2 separate regions of the Homo sapiens genome follow, and region 2 is linked to region 1. The links are chromatin contacts, found by Hi-C or POLR2A ChIA-PET in ENCODE. All regions are on one chromosome and are shown on one strand. The core of a region is the stretch at or near the end of the contact, and the rest is flanking DNA. Distances in the headings are between cores, read along the strand shown.

Region 1 (7,460 bases), core at 3,908-6,407:
ACTGAGTGTTGTAGCAAACTTATGAGCCAGAATAAACCATGACAGCTTAAGAGTCTCTTTAGTGAAAAGCTGACAATGGAACAAGAATCCAGAGAGAAATTGAGAGGCCCCAAGAGAGGGATTATAGGGCTTCCTTGCTTCTAGGTTCTTGAAATCTCTGGAAAATTCTCCACCAGTTCTGAGATCCAAGATGTCTTTTGTATTCTTAAAATACACTTCACTTTTCTTGCAATGTTATTTATTCTCCTTTAGTCAAAGTAGCCACACTAATCAGTTATACCTAGACACAAATAATTTTTGCAAGGAAGTCATAAGGAAGCAATATTTTTTACATTTTGTATTTCATTCCTTCATTTTACTTCTTCAATGAATGTATTTTTTTGAAATATAGTATTTATTATTAATGTGAATATTTTAAAGGGTATGTTAGTGACATTTTTGGAAAACTGAAAATAAAGTACATTTGAATATTTTTTATGCAAACCAATCCATTAAAATCAATTTTTATTTTAGGACCTTCAGTATATGCTATGTGCTCTTTTCTAGTTATAATAAGTCATATTCAATGATTAACAGAAGGATGATGATAAACGATTTGATGAAAGGGAAAAAATGCCAATTATCTTGATAATTGTTGAAGCAACCAAACATTTGATGCAACTTTTAGGTTTCTGTGTGTATAAGCAATCCTGCTACTGGGTATCTACCTAAAGGGAAAGAAATCATGATACCAAGAAGATACCTCGGCTGGGCACGGTGGCTCATGCCTGTAATCCCAGCACTTGGGAGGCCAAGGCAGGTGGATCACTTGAGATCAGGAGATCGAGATCATCCTGGTCAACATGGTGAAACCCCGTCTCTACTAAAAATACAAAAATTGGCTGGGCATGGTGGCAGGCACCTGTAGTCCCAGCTACTCGGGAGGCTGAGGCAGGAGAATCGCTTAAACCCAGGAGGCGGAGGGTGCAGTGAGCCAAGATTGCACCACTGCACTCCAGCTTGGGCAAAAGAACAAGACTCCATCTCAAAAAGAAGAAGAAGAAGAAGAAAAAAAGAAGTTACCTGTACTCATATGTTTATCACAGCACTATTCACAATAGTAAAGGTATGGAATCAACCTGTGTCTCCAAATGGAGGATTAGATAAAGAAAATTGGGCATATGTATACCTTGGAATAGTACTCAGCCATAAAAATGAAATGTCTTTAGCAGCAATATGGATGGAACTGCAGACCATTATGCTAAGTGAAATAACTCAGAAACAGGAAGTCAAATACCCCATGTTCTCACTTGTAAGTGGGAGCTAAACAATGGGAACACATGGACATACAGAATGGAATAATAGACATTAGCGACTCTAAAATGTGGGATAGTGGGAGTGGGGAAAGGGCTGATAAGTTACCTATTGGGTACAATGTTCACTATTCGGGTGATGGGTATACAAAAGGCCCAGACCTCACCACTATGCAATATATGCATGTTAGAAATCTGTACTTGCACCTCCTAAATATATAAAAATTACAGGAAAATTAAAATAAGCTTATACATGTGTAGGTAGCAACTAATTGACCTATACAAGAAATTATTTTATTTTATGAAATAATGATCACTAGTTGGAGACTTAAATGTGTTTATTTTAAAAGCTTTACTATTAATCTCAATCAAATCTCATCTTCTCCTCAGCTGTTGCCGTGGAAGCTGGATGTGAAGGAGGTGGGGGCTGAGGCCTGGTGCTTAGTCCCCTCTCCCCTAAGTCCTTTCCTGGGCATTGACTTCTGTGGCGTGGTAGGCAAGATGGAAGCAAGCATATGGGGAGGCAGAAGTGTTTTTACTTGACTGCCCATGTGTGGTGGTTTCACATCTTCCCTTAGGCCAATCTGGTTCCAGCTGAGGATGTTGATAGTATCTGCTGGCATTAAGGTTTCCAACCAGATGGTGTGCTTGGTCTTCACTGGGTGGCATTTATCATTGCCCCAGCCTTCCTTATCACTGAAACATTCCCTCAAGGAATAGCCATGTATCCCTTCACTTCTCCAGCAGTACACTTCTTTGGATTAGACATCCTATCTATTGGCTCAGAAACTGCCAGGGTATTCTCAGCTCATTTCTGTACTGTATTCTATGAAAGTGGAATGCTTTTCCACATGCTCTGAGGGCTGTGAAGAGCTGGGAAAGGCTGCCTAGGAATGCCAAACCCTTTAATTTCCACTGGCATGGGCTGCTCCAGTGGTCTCTATCCCTTGTAAGTCTCTAAGGAGCCAGAAATAGGCAGCCTGCTTTATATTCAAGAATGACCTATAAACTTTAAGATAAACCTCTGAAGCACTTACTTCCTCCTGTCCACAGTTGGGGAAACAGACCAAAAAATAACACCAACATACCTTCAGAGTTCTAGAACTCTCTCCTAAGGATCCCTTAGCATGCTCCTCCCTGGGGTGTTGCCAGCATGGACCTAGGGGTACTGCAGCTCAGCAAGCCCCCAGCCAGGGAGCCAGTTGTCAGTAACTCCATCTTTCTGGAACCTCCAGGCTTCACAGATAATTATATTGGCTTCTCACAGGGGAGCATCTCTTATTCCTTTATCTTCTTTTCATAAACCCTGTAGTACCCACCTCATCTGGCCCCATGGTTGACTTTTTTTTTGATGTGGGGATTGGTGGAGGGTTGAACAGTCAGTGGAAATTCTGCACTGGGTCGGCCTCTCAACAAGTCTTTCAAGGAGGTGTTGGTTCCAGTTCCAACTGAGAACAACTTCTTGTCATTATGGGATAACTTGCCTTTTCTTCAAAACAGCATGGAAAATCTCACTCTACCTGTAAATCAGAGACTATATTTGTCCTTAATCCTCAACATGTTACTAAATGCTTTTCAAATAATAGAAACTCAATAAACATTTGTTAAAGAAGAAAGACAAGGGCAGTTTGAGTAAGTTTAACTTTATTTTCAAAAAAATTTAAGAAGCTTCCAAGAGAGATGGATACTTTCTGATAGAAAAGAAGGCTATATAGAGGTTACAATGGATTTATGAGAAAAAATCTGGTTCAAGTAATCTGACATAATTCCTTGCTGACATTCTCTGATGAAAATTAATGATTGGAAGATGATGTATTAAGATATTATATGCAATTTAACTCAGGCAAAGTTGTGTATTATATAAAATAGTAGAGAAAAGGGATTTGAGAATCAGTATGAAAGCAGACAGCCAACAAAGAGAAACAAATAGGCTTTAGACTGTGCCTGTAAAGGATGAAGATAGCAACCATTTCAGTTTGTGTCTTTTTGTCTTTTAAAAACTCATTTGACTTTTTATTTGACTGACCTGACCAAATTTCCATGTTGTTTTGGAGCCATGGAAACAGAGTCATGATGTGCTATTGAATGAGACAAAATAAATACAGACGGGCTTAGGTGTTAATGAAATTTTTTATGTTTCATATGATTATTTGTGGGATTAGCTTGTATAATATAATTACTAGTTCACATTTCCTTTAAAGTCTCTCATGATTTTTTTTTCAGATGGAGAATTATATTTGGAGTATGGCAGATTTTAGAAAAATTTGTAAAGAAGGAATTATCAGTTTCTGCTTACTGTAGATACCCATGCCCTCCTAAATTTGGAGAGATCCTCACTCCATTTTGGAAGCATTCCCTTCTGAAATTGTCATGTATTGACTCTTCACTATCTCTCCCGGTAGACGTGGTAAGCTGCTTGAAGACTACATCCTATTTGTCTTTGCGTTAGCAGCAATGATCACAGAGTGTAGGACATAATAGGTACACAATAATGGTTTAATGCATGAATAAATAGTTATCAGGAGCCCCTGCACCAGTCTTACAATCCCAGCCCTGGTATTTCATATATTGGTGTAAAATCCTAGTTACCCAAATGCTTCTGAAATTGCTTGTTTCTTCCTAACCCATGATAAGATCACTCAGTTCTTTACTGATAGATGACTTCCCAATTTCCATTAGGATTTTCTCTGAAATGCATCTTGCTTGCTGGGGCACTGCTAACTTCCCAGGCCTTGCAGGCCTATTATCCAGAGACTAAACCTTGCTCCCACAGAGACCTCCATCACTAGCCTGAACTCTCTGGGGTTAAATAACCCTTCAGATTATGTTCCAGGGTTATTAGCGATACGAGAGTCTAAGCAAGTACTCTTCATTTATTTTCCTCCAATCCTGCCTACATTTATCTAACAAATTGAAAATATTATTCTTTCCTTTTGCTTATTGTACCTCTGGAAAATCTGCCAGGAAGAATTTAATAGACATTAGACTGGGGTTCATCCTTTAACAGCATAATATTTATTTCTTCACCTGAAGGTTAAGAGGGTTTAATCTTCAGAAAGAACTATTAGTTTCTACCTCCTGCAGTACAGTTGGGAAGAGGTTTCAATTCTAATCTGGGAAAGTTAAATGATGGGAATGGGTGCTGGTCATATTTCTTTAAGGATGGGCTAAGGGACTCGTACCCAGAAAAAAAAGTCTCATAAAAGTAGGTTAGAGTTCCAAGTGTTCTAGCTCTTTCAACATATGTCATGCTGCTGCCTGGGCACATATTCTTCTGATATCAAAACTGATAGTAATGTCAAAGATACAATGTGTTTTTGTGGAGGAGAACAGTGAGTGAAGTTTGGGTAACAGGTGTAGGGATTCAAGTCAGAGGAATAAGAGAATGCCACTTATGCCTCTTAAGCTGTAGCCCAAGCTTAGTAATAATCTCCTTTGAGTGTGTGTGTGTGTGTGTGTGTGTGTGTGTGTGTGTGTATCCATAATTTGAACAGTCCCAGGGTGTGCTGTGGCTTTATTGGGGAACCAGAAATGCCGAGCCCTTTTCTTGAGGTTAAGAGCTGCTGCAGAGCTGTTGGCCTCAGATAATGTTCTGATCTGGGAGACAGAGAGGACCTTCTGCTTTCACACCCAGGATCTCATTTAGAGAGTAATGTTCAGTTTCACCCCAACAATGTGCTCATTGCTGCGATTTCCAGCACTATTAATATTAAGGAACTTGTGTTTGGGGGTGGGGTTGGGGAGGGAGGAAAATAATTGGCAGGCTGAATATGCTGATCTTTTCACACACTCCTCTTTTGCTTCCTCTCTGCGGCTGCAGTTGGGTTTGCTTGCTGTCTCCACCGAGCTGACGTGTGATGTCTGCAGCGCGAGTCAAAGCCACCTCGCAAAGGCAGCCGTGTTCCCTGCCTTGACATCTCATCCCTCGTCCTTACTCAGATCTCGTCAGCCTACACGGTCTGCTCCTCCAACAGCTAATAGCGAAATGACTGCGGGGAAGGCAATGACAGCAATCGCTGTTCAGCATTTATTTTACCTTTGATTTTTTGCTGCACATAAAATTCCAGGCCTGAGCTGCGGGGCAGACATAGAGGAGAGTGCGGGGGCTTGGAAGAAGGTGGGACTCTGAAATCTGCCCCTCCTCCCCCTTCAGTACAACGTAATGTGAGCTGAGTGGTCTCTGGCAATGATTTAATGCCTCCTTTGGACATTTGCCGGTTAACATAGCAAGATTGACAGTGTGCATCGTGAGTTGTATGTAGCTACCAAGGCTCAGAGGCTGTATATTTCCCTATCCTGCATGTCATTCCTGAGACCTTTTATAAATTCAGAGGCAGGACAGCAAGCTAGGCTCCTACCATCATCTGTGTTCTTGCTTCTTTATTGTTCTCAGTACCAAATGATATTCCACAGCACCTGCTCATACTGCTTAGTGCCATATAAGGAGAACCAGGTAGGAACACATGCTGCCCTGCCCTCCAGGAGCTTGCAGTTTAAGGCAAATACCCAGACAGAGACAAATGTTATTTCTGAATCTTTTTCCTCTCTGTTACTTGGCAAACAGCTAGTGATATGGTTTGGCTCTGTGTCCCCACCCAAATCTCGTCTTGACTTGTAGCTCCCATAATTCCCTTGTGTTATGGGAGGGACTTGGTGGGAGATGATTGAATCATGGGGGCAGTTTCCCCCATACTGTTCTCATGGTAGTGAATAAGTCTCACGAGATCTGATGGTTTTATAAGGGGTTTCCCTTTTCTCTTTGCTCTCATTCTGTCTTGTCTGCTGCCATGTAAGATGTGCCTTTTGCTTTCCACTATGATTGTGAGGCCTCCCCAGCCACATGGAACTATGAGTCCATGAAACCTCCTCTTCTTCATAAATTACCCAGTGTCAGGTATGTATGTATTAGCAATGTGAAGATGGACTAATACAGCTAGCCATAGTGGACATATTACACAAACTTCATACTCAAGAGCTTCATCCCAGTCCTGTCTTGGTCATTTAATAGCTTTGTGACTTTGGGCAACTCATTTAACTCTTTCGAGTCCCAACTTCCTTATCTGTAAAGCTGTACAACAATGAAGCCTATGTCCTGGTGTTGCTGCGAGATTAGACATAGTGTTTAAAAACCAAGCTGGCCTACAGGAAGAGTTTAATTTCTGGTAGTTGACATTTTGGAGAGTGAATCTAATGATAAGTGCATGGGCATCGTCACATTTCCCGTGATGTGTATGGATGGATTTGGAGCTCTGAATAAGTACAAAGGAATTGTTTTTGAAACGTGTCACTTCACATTGCCAGTTCTCTCTTCCTCCTCATCTGTATTTTTTCCTGTTATTGAACCAATTCATGGAGCTAGCATGGAATTTCTATTAACTTACTCCACATAGATATGACGCTATCTGGATAGGTTAGCCTGAACATAATTTCTCAATTAACTAAATTCTGCTTCTAAGCGATTTACAGCATAGTGGTCTTTTCATTCATTCCCTTCAACTTGGGGTAGTAATGGATGCAGTTATTGCATTGAGCACTCACGGAGAGTGGTCTACATGGATACCATTTTTCTTTTAACAAATAATTTGCCTTTAAATATAATGTTCTATGGTGCGGTTATGTATGTAATAATTTGTTGATAATTTTTTATTCATATATACTAGGATCATCCATTATAATCTAATTGAAAAACACTGTTACAGAGCAAATGACAATTACGTTTGATCCTTTTGTTTAACCAGTTAGTATAAGCATAGCTTATACTGGATATAGTTCACATGGAATGATTGATAGGTGAGGTGAGATTATTTTATATCAAATCTTGTAACCAATCTTGTAACTCCACAGGCCAATTTTCTATTACAGGCTTGGGTAGACGCTCCTGCAATTTTTTTCTGAGAAGAAAATGATCCTGTTAATGTAGTCTTTTTGTTCTTGCCTTTAGACAATCATCTAACAGTTTTTTATACTCATATAGCTCTTTGTATTTTTCAAAGTCCTTTCTCTTGAATTCCGTGATATGGATCCCATTTCTGGTTTCCATCTCCTTACCACCATATATAAAGATAAATGCCAACTGCCCAACGACGTGAGGGAAAAGTGGGGATAATTCTTTGGAATGTTAAGCATTATTCCTTCAGGGCTTGACAATCCAGCATACTGTGAAAGCAT
Region 2 (7,528 bases), core at 1,795-4,294, 98 kb before region 1:
CTCAGGATTTGAAGATAGGCAGTTTGATTCCAAAGCACAAGCTCTTGATATAACCTAAAGAATGATAATGTTTTATTTAAACAAATATACAAGAATCAGATAAACAGATGAATGTTGCTTTTCAAAGCGCTAGCATTGTCACCTTGGAAAAGTATACCCTTTCTAAGAATGTTGACATTTCTCAAAGTGTTTTTGCAACTGATCTCTTATCTAATTACAAATCTACAAACAAATTAGACTTGTTAGGTTCATATATTTGATTTGATGAGAAACACTATTACCTTAGTATAAAGATAGTTTCTTAAATAAGTAAAATTGATGAATATTGCCCAACCCATGGAAATATACAAGAATAGTTAACTTCTCAAAGAAGAAATATAATTCACCCATGAACTTATAAAAAGATGTTTAACCAAATACAGTCAAAGACACACAAGTTAAAACAATGAGAAAATGCTTTTTATCTATCAAATGACAAATATTTCTAAAGACTAGCAATATCCAGGATTGGCAAGAATGGGGCCAATAAATACTTTCATGAATTATTGGTGGTAATATAACTTGGTACATTTTTTCTGGAAAGCAGTTTGGAAACATGTATCAAAATATTAGCTGGACATATCCTGATTTAGATATCACAATTCCAAGAAAAAAATTCTTTTTCCCAGAACACATATTCTAAGACAATTTCTGATTCTAAGAACTCTTCTTCAAAGAAGATAATGAGGGCCTGGCACAGTGGCTCACTCTGGTAATCCCAGTACTTTCGGGAAGCAGGCCTCCCTGGCTTGAGGCCAGGAACTCGAGAACAGCCTGGGCAACACAGCAGGACCCCATCTCTACAGAAAATTAAAAAATTAGCCAGGTGTGGTGACATGTGCTTGTAGTCCCAGCTACTTAGAAAGCTGAGGTGGGAAGATTGCTTGAGACTGGGAGGTTGAGGCTGCAGTGAGCCATGATTGTGCCACTGCACTCTAGGTCAAGGGCACAAATATCTAGGAGTGAGGATGTTCATCATAGTGTTGTTTATAGTTGAAAATTTGGAAATAAACTAAATGTTGAGTAACGGAGTGTTGACTAAATAAGTCTATGTAATGGAAAATTATAGTTATTAAATTGATGATGTGGTTCTATATTTATTGTTTTGCAAAGATATCCGCAATATATTGTTGATGTTAAAAACGCAGATAATAATATAATAATTATGGTAGAATCTCATCTTACATTATTTTATTTATATCTGTATTCATCTCCATATCTATCTACACAAAAACAGACAAATATCGACACAGTTCGGTAAAGATATCTCCAATACATGAAGAGTTACTATCTTTGTGTGTTAGGATTTTACACAATTTTTATTGTCTTCAATGTATTTTTATATTGTTAAATCTTTATTTTATAGTATATTTTCTCTTTATACTTAGGAAAAACAAAAACTCTGCATTTTAAAAAATTACTGTTATCTAGGTGAATCATTCACAGTCTTTACTGGACACAGGTCACAATAATTTTGCATTGTTTTCAAGAAATGAAATACGCTCAAATGAAATGAACTTGCCATGTCTGAAGACATTCTTTTGTCATGTGAAAGATCAGTCTCAGAAGAGAATTTACAAAATTGTTTCATAGCATTATGGAAATAAGAGTCTCCAAATGATAATGATACTTAAATTCTCAACATTTATTTGGAGGTATATTTCTGGACTATTTGTTAACAACATCATCTCACCGCTTTTATTATTGCACCTCATTTGCTCTGTTTATTCACATCAGCTTTCATAAAAAATTTGAGAGCTGAGGCCTAAAGAAATTCTCTCACCCGGTAGATGAACAAGCTGTAATTTTTTTTAGCTTTGGCATGCATTGGTAAATGAATGCATATTTTTACTTGCTTGACCAAGCTCAGGAATCTGCAAGTCGGCTAACATTGCATTATGTGGATGATGCTCTGAATAATACCATGTGCCCTGTTGCAAAAGCTGAAGATGTGCTTGTGGAATTTATTTTATTCCGATTTATGAGGACTGCTGCACACAAATAGATTATTGTAGTGTCTGTGATTAATGGGACACCACACGGCTGCATGGACTTCATAAATCATTTGATGCAATGTCTGAGTGAATTTTACTTGCAAAATCAGTTTCAATCAGCTTGACTTGAAAACTAGGTAAAGCAGAAGGAGGCATCCGATGGTGGGAGGTATCTAGGTGGTGCAGCAGTCAGCACTGTGTCCAGTTTTATGTCTCTTGTTATCAGTGATGTGGAAGAGTGAATAAGCAGCACGTTAATTAAATCTGCAGATGGAATTAGAAATGTCACAAATGCTGAGAAGGCCAGGGAAATGATACAAATTGGCCTAAGGTGATGTGGGGCTTGAAATAAAGGCCAAAAATACAACAGACTTGAGTGTGTGTGCACACACACATATACACACATGAATCAATAAGTGATTCGAGAAGTCAGTTAATTTTATAACTCTCTTAAGATTCCAAATATCATATGAAAACAATTTGGGAATAGTGAATATTAAAAAACGGCTGCAGGGTTTAATTCTAAGATCAATATTTAGCATTTGTTTTGTTTTTAAAATAATGATTTCTTTGCTTTTTTGATACATAATACATATTCATTATAGAAGAATAAGAAGATACAAATCAACAACAAATAAAAAGTATCACCTATGATCCCACTCTTGGTGGGATAGATAATCATATATGTACATAAACAAAAATGAGAAAATGAGATCATATTGCATATTTAATTTGGTATCCAACGCTATTCATGTAAAAATATTTCCTTTTTAAAAGGCCACGTTTCTGAGAAACTTGCTTGATACTCACCTTTCTCTGGCTCATTGAATTTATTACCTTTAATCTTAGTAATTGGAAGCTCTGAGAAAATTACAAAAGGCTAATATTTGTAAAGGCAAACACTGAAGAGAAAAAAAAGAAAAGGAATTTTCTTTGAATTCTCTACCTACTACTCAGAAATTCCTGACATTGCTAGCTAACCGTCCATTTATCTTAGCCCTAATGAGTCAATCTCTCACCAAATCACAGTCACAGAACCTCCTCTGTCTTTCTTGACACTGTGGGGAGGATGACCCCTGATTCTGAGAATTATTGGCAATTCAGTAGAATTGTTATTATGAACCAAGGAACACTACCACTTCCATAAAGGATTTAAAAGGAGAAGGCAATTCTTTACATGATTATTCACAATCGTCAAAGAAGATAGTAATCTAAGATAAATGTCCTTCATAGGGTTGGGTCAGAGGAAGGATGAAGGAGGGAAAAGGAAGAGAGAGAAGGGGAGGGTGGCAGGAAGGAAGGAAGGAAGGAAGGAAAGAAGGGAAGAAGAAGTCTGCTTTTTTCCCCTTTGAAATGTAGCTCTGAGCATGCATGAATGTGTATATAAGATGGAATTTTATCTCTAAGGAAAACTGAAGAAATGAAATAAAAGCCTAATTTAAACTAACATAGGCAGAATCTGAATCCACTATGAATCAAACCTGAAAGTATAGGGGAAAGATTAAGCATCAAGAGAGACCAAAATTATTCTTGGAGTTAATTTAGGAACATAGAATTTGGCATCAGGTAGGCTTAACAGGAGTTCAGCTTCCTCTTTCCTGGCTATCACTTCTCGGTGATGAGGATCACAGCCAGGCTGACCTTGGCTAACCTGTTCTTGCGGTGGCCAGATGAAAGGGACAGAGCTATGAGCAGGAGTCAGGGTACCTGGATTTGGTTTTTCTGTCCACCACCTGGCTGTCACTAAGCAATTCCTATCACCTCTTTGAGCCTCAATTTTCTCACTTATGAAATGATGAGTTTGCCCTGGATCATCTCTAATGTCCTGTTCAACAAGACCTGTAGTTCTGAATTTTAGCTGTGCATTAGAATTACCTTGAGAGCTTTTAAAATCCACTGGGCAAGGGCCTCGCTCCAGACCATTCATTTATATCAGAATCTCTGGGGTGGGTCAAAGAGGCAAAAATCAGTATTTTTATGCTCCCCTAGTAATTCCAATGTGCTACCAAGGTCGGACATCTCTGAACAACACCAGACTATTTTTTATTCTTAAAAAATTAAAGAAAAATAGCTAACATTTATTGGATGCTCACTATACACCAGCAGCACTTTATACACTATGCTTCATTTAATCCTCCCAAAGACCCCAGGAGTTACAATTTACCATTTCTCCAATACTGTAGCTACAAAAATGGAAGCGCAGAGTTGTTAGGTAATTAGTCTGAGGCTACCCAGCTAGTAAATAGCAAGCTAGAATTCTAACTTAGAGCAGTTGATTCCAGAAACCATGACCTAGTACCCTACACCTTCCTGCCCACTAAGCCATGCTGAAAATACAGAAATCTGAACAGCCTCTTGTAAGTGGAGTTCAGCTTTGCATGTTTGGTAGTACTAGCATTTTTTCTGTAATATAAAACTGTGTGAGGATGTTTCATTCTGATTCTACTTCCTGTCTCTACTTCCAATTTTACAATTTATTTTCATTTTTACTTAGAGTGGGTGTGATATGGGCTGGGTTGTAAAGCATCTGCACAAGTGTAGCCTCATGTAATGTTAACTAGTTTATTAAATAAGGCATACTATGTGCTAGCCACCATCCTAAGTGCTTGTGTTGTGGTATATATTATATATATGTATATATTTATATTTATATATATATATTTTTTAAATGACCACAATATATTGAATCTCCTATCAAGAAGTAGTGTCTATTACTTTACCTCTTCACTCTGGACTTGGTCATATGGCTTGCTTAAACCAGTGAGATATTAGCACATGTGTCGTAAGGCTTGAAAAGTGCTTGGGCACGGGTGTGTGACCTTGCGTTTCCAGCCTTTAGAACCCAGTCACCTCGTGAAAAAGTCCAGTGAGGCTACTACATGCGGGTGATACATGGCTCAGCCACCCCAGCCAAGTGCAAGACATATGAGTGAGACCAGGTGGGACAAGCCAGCCCAAGCAGATCTGTGCACTGACTCCCAGCACATGAATGCATCTAGGAGAGACCAGCAGAAGAACTGCTTGGTTGAACCCCATGCAAACTGTCAACACAAAAGACGTATGAGCTGATAATTATAATCGTTGTTTTAAATTATTAAGCTTTTGGGAAGTTTTCTATGTATCGAAAGCTAATTGATACACGTAGATTAACTTCATAATTTCTCATACAGTACTATGAGGTCGATTTTGTCATCATATCCATTTTATAAATGGGGAAACTGAGGTACAAACAGGTTAAGTAATTTGTCCAAACTCATTTAGCTAGGAAGTAGTTGCATGAGGATGTGAACTTAGGCTGGCTTTAAAACTCATGTTTTTAACATCCATGTAAGTGCATATCTTATAAGTGCATGCTTTACTGCGTTCATGCTCAATGATTTGGATGAGGAACAGCATCAAAAATCAAAACAAAACAAAGCAAAACAAAAATAAATAAATAAATAAGTAAGTAAATAAATAAATAAATAAAAGTCATGACAGTGATGGTGTGACAAGCTTTGACTTCCCTGATCCCTCTTAAGGAAAGCTATTCATTTTCCCGCCTGTGCCATGACTGTTCTTTCTAAAAGCCTGTGTACTGGCACTTCTCACCCTGTGCTGTCTCATATTGATATAGTTGTTTCTTTTGATAACCTGGGTTCTCCCCATAGGTGGGGAACGTGTCTGATTTATACAGCCCTAGTGCCTGGCACAGAACCTGGGAAATAGTATAAGTTTAATAAATCCTGATAGAACAAATGGGTGAAGAAAAAAGAGAGAAGTAAACAAATGAGCAGCTTTCCTTAAGGGAGATCAGGGGAGTCAGAGCTTGTCACATCACAATTGTCATGACTTTTATTATGTTTTTCATAGTCTCCTCTTGTGTTTACTTTAAAAATGTGGGGGAATGCTTCTTTACTAACATTTATTTTACATAGTTCCTTTGTCGCCCTCTCTTGCCTCCCTCCCTCCCTCCTTTCCTTCTTTCCTTCCTTCCTTCCTTCCTTCCTTCCCTCATCCTTCTATTCTTACAGCTCACCTACTGTGGAATATTCATCACAGCAGCAATTCATCGACACTTCCAATCTGTTGACTTTCCCCTTCCTCGCTATGTCTGACCCACCCCTATTCTTTCCCATCCCTCCACCTCCACGTACTACTATGTTCTCTTGTCTCTAAGCTTGTTCCCTTCTCAGCTTAGGGCTTGGTGCAAGCTGTTCCCCCTGCCTGGCATACGGTTCTGCCTCATACCTGAATGGCTCACTTCTAGTCGTTAGTATTTCAGCCTAAAGATTACCCTCTCAAAGAAATCTCCTCTAACTACCCCATGTAAAACAGCCATTTGGTCTGTCTAGCACAACCAACACATAATCCTTTGCAATTCTCTGTAAAATGTTTATTACTAATAGGAGTTTTTCTTCTTGCTGATTTGTAGTCTGTCTTCATTAATTTCAGTATAAGCTCCATCAAAGCAGAGACTGGTCTCTCTTGTTCATTGAGAAACTGTGACTGACAACAAAGTAGTTACTCAGTGTATATCTTAAAAATGGAGGAAAGAAAGAAAGGAAGGAATGCATGAGAATTGCTTGAATCAGGGAGGCAGAGTCTACAGTGAGCCGAGATCGTGCCACTGCACTCCAGCCTGGGCGACAGAGTGAGATCCTGTTTCAAAAAACAAAACAAAACAAAACAAAACTGTACATATTAATTATTACATGTCAACTAAAGCTAAAGGGAAAAAAGATGCCCCTAGTTTCTATTCAAATAAATGTCAACACTCATTAATTTGTATATATATATAGTAGTCCTCCTTTATCTGTGAGTTCACTTCTTCAGTTTTAGCTACCTGCAGGCAACTGACATCTGAAAGTATTAAGTGAAAAATTCCAAAAACAAATGATTAATAAGTTTTAAAAAATAAAAACAAACAATCTGTACATATTTTCTTCAGGAAACTTGTAGTTTAACCTCAAATAATAATTGGGAATAATGTTTTGAGTTTAATTTTAATTCAGAAATTGAAATGGTTATGAGCTGGAACTGGTGAAAATGGGGCTTAAAGTTCTTTTTTTCCATAAGGCAACAATTTGAAGAGAGAATGTACAACCTATGGCAGATGTTCTCAACCATTTAAGACCACATTGTCCCTTTTAATAACAAATATTTTGTAAGGTCCTTTATACTTTCTTTAGATGTAATTTATAGCTATACCCATATATATAGCTATATATACATGGGTTAGCTATAAATTATATATATATAGCTACTATATATGGATATATATATTTACATATACATAATTTTTATATACAAATTTATATATACTATAACTATATATAGCTATATATATCAGTATAGTTATAAATTTATATTTATGTGTTTAGATATATATAATCTTAAAAATTAATATAATTCTCTAACTAAAACAAGGATGAATTAAAAGAAAACCATTTGTAATAGAATATTCTGTATTTCAATATGGAAATGCTTAGACACAATTCCATCAGAAGACACAG

Evidence for each region. Hi-C counts contacts between places; a loop is a spot of excess contacts on that map. ChIA-PET counts read pairs that join two places held with the same protein, here RNA polymerase II (POLR2A). Pooled maps may share reads with other maps.
Region 2: a loop to region 1 is called in a pooled map, with 3 times the contacts of the local background. The contact joins two enhancer-like sites. A Hi-C loop is called at or near these places in 1 of 168 maps with a recorded cell type or tissue (CD4-positive, alpha-beta T cell), 1 of 37 single-sample maps with no recorded cell type and 9 of 50 pooled maps. POLR2A ChIA-PET finds 5 or more read pairs at or near these places in 2 of 52 experiments (A549 and Caco-2).

The regions. Positions count from the first base shown.
Region 1 is chr2:36,238,333-36,245,792 of GRCh38, reverse strand. No RefSeq gene overlaps it. Among named protein-coding and RNA genes, the nearest start is that of CRIM1-DT, 110 kb to the left of the region's middle. Within about 2 kb of position 5,157, at least 3 of the 41 ENCODE cell types and tissues checked have a DNase peak (open chromatin) inside an H3K27ac peak, as active enhancers do.
Region 2 is chr2:36,334,472-36,341,999 of GRCh38, reverse strand. No RefSeq gene overlaps it. Among named protein-coding and RNA genes, the nearest start is that of CRIM1-DT, 17 kb to the left of the region's middle. Within about 2 kb of position 3,044, at least 2 of the 41 ENCODE cell types and tissues checked have a DNase peak (open chromatin) inside an H3K27ac peak, as active enhancers do.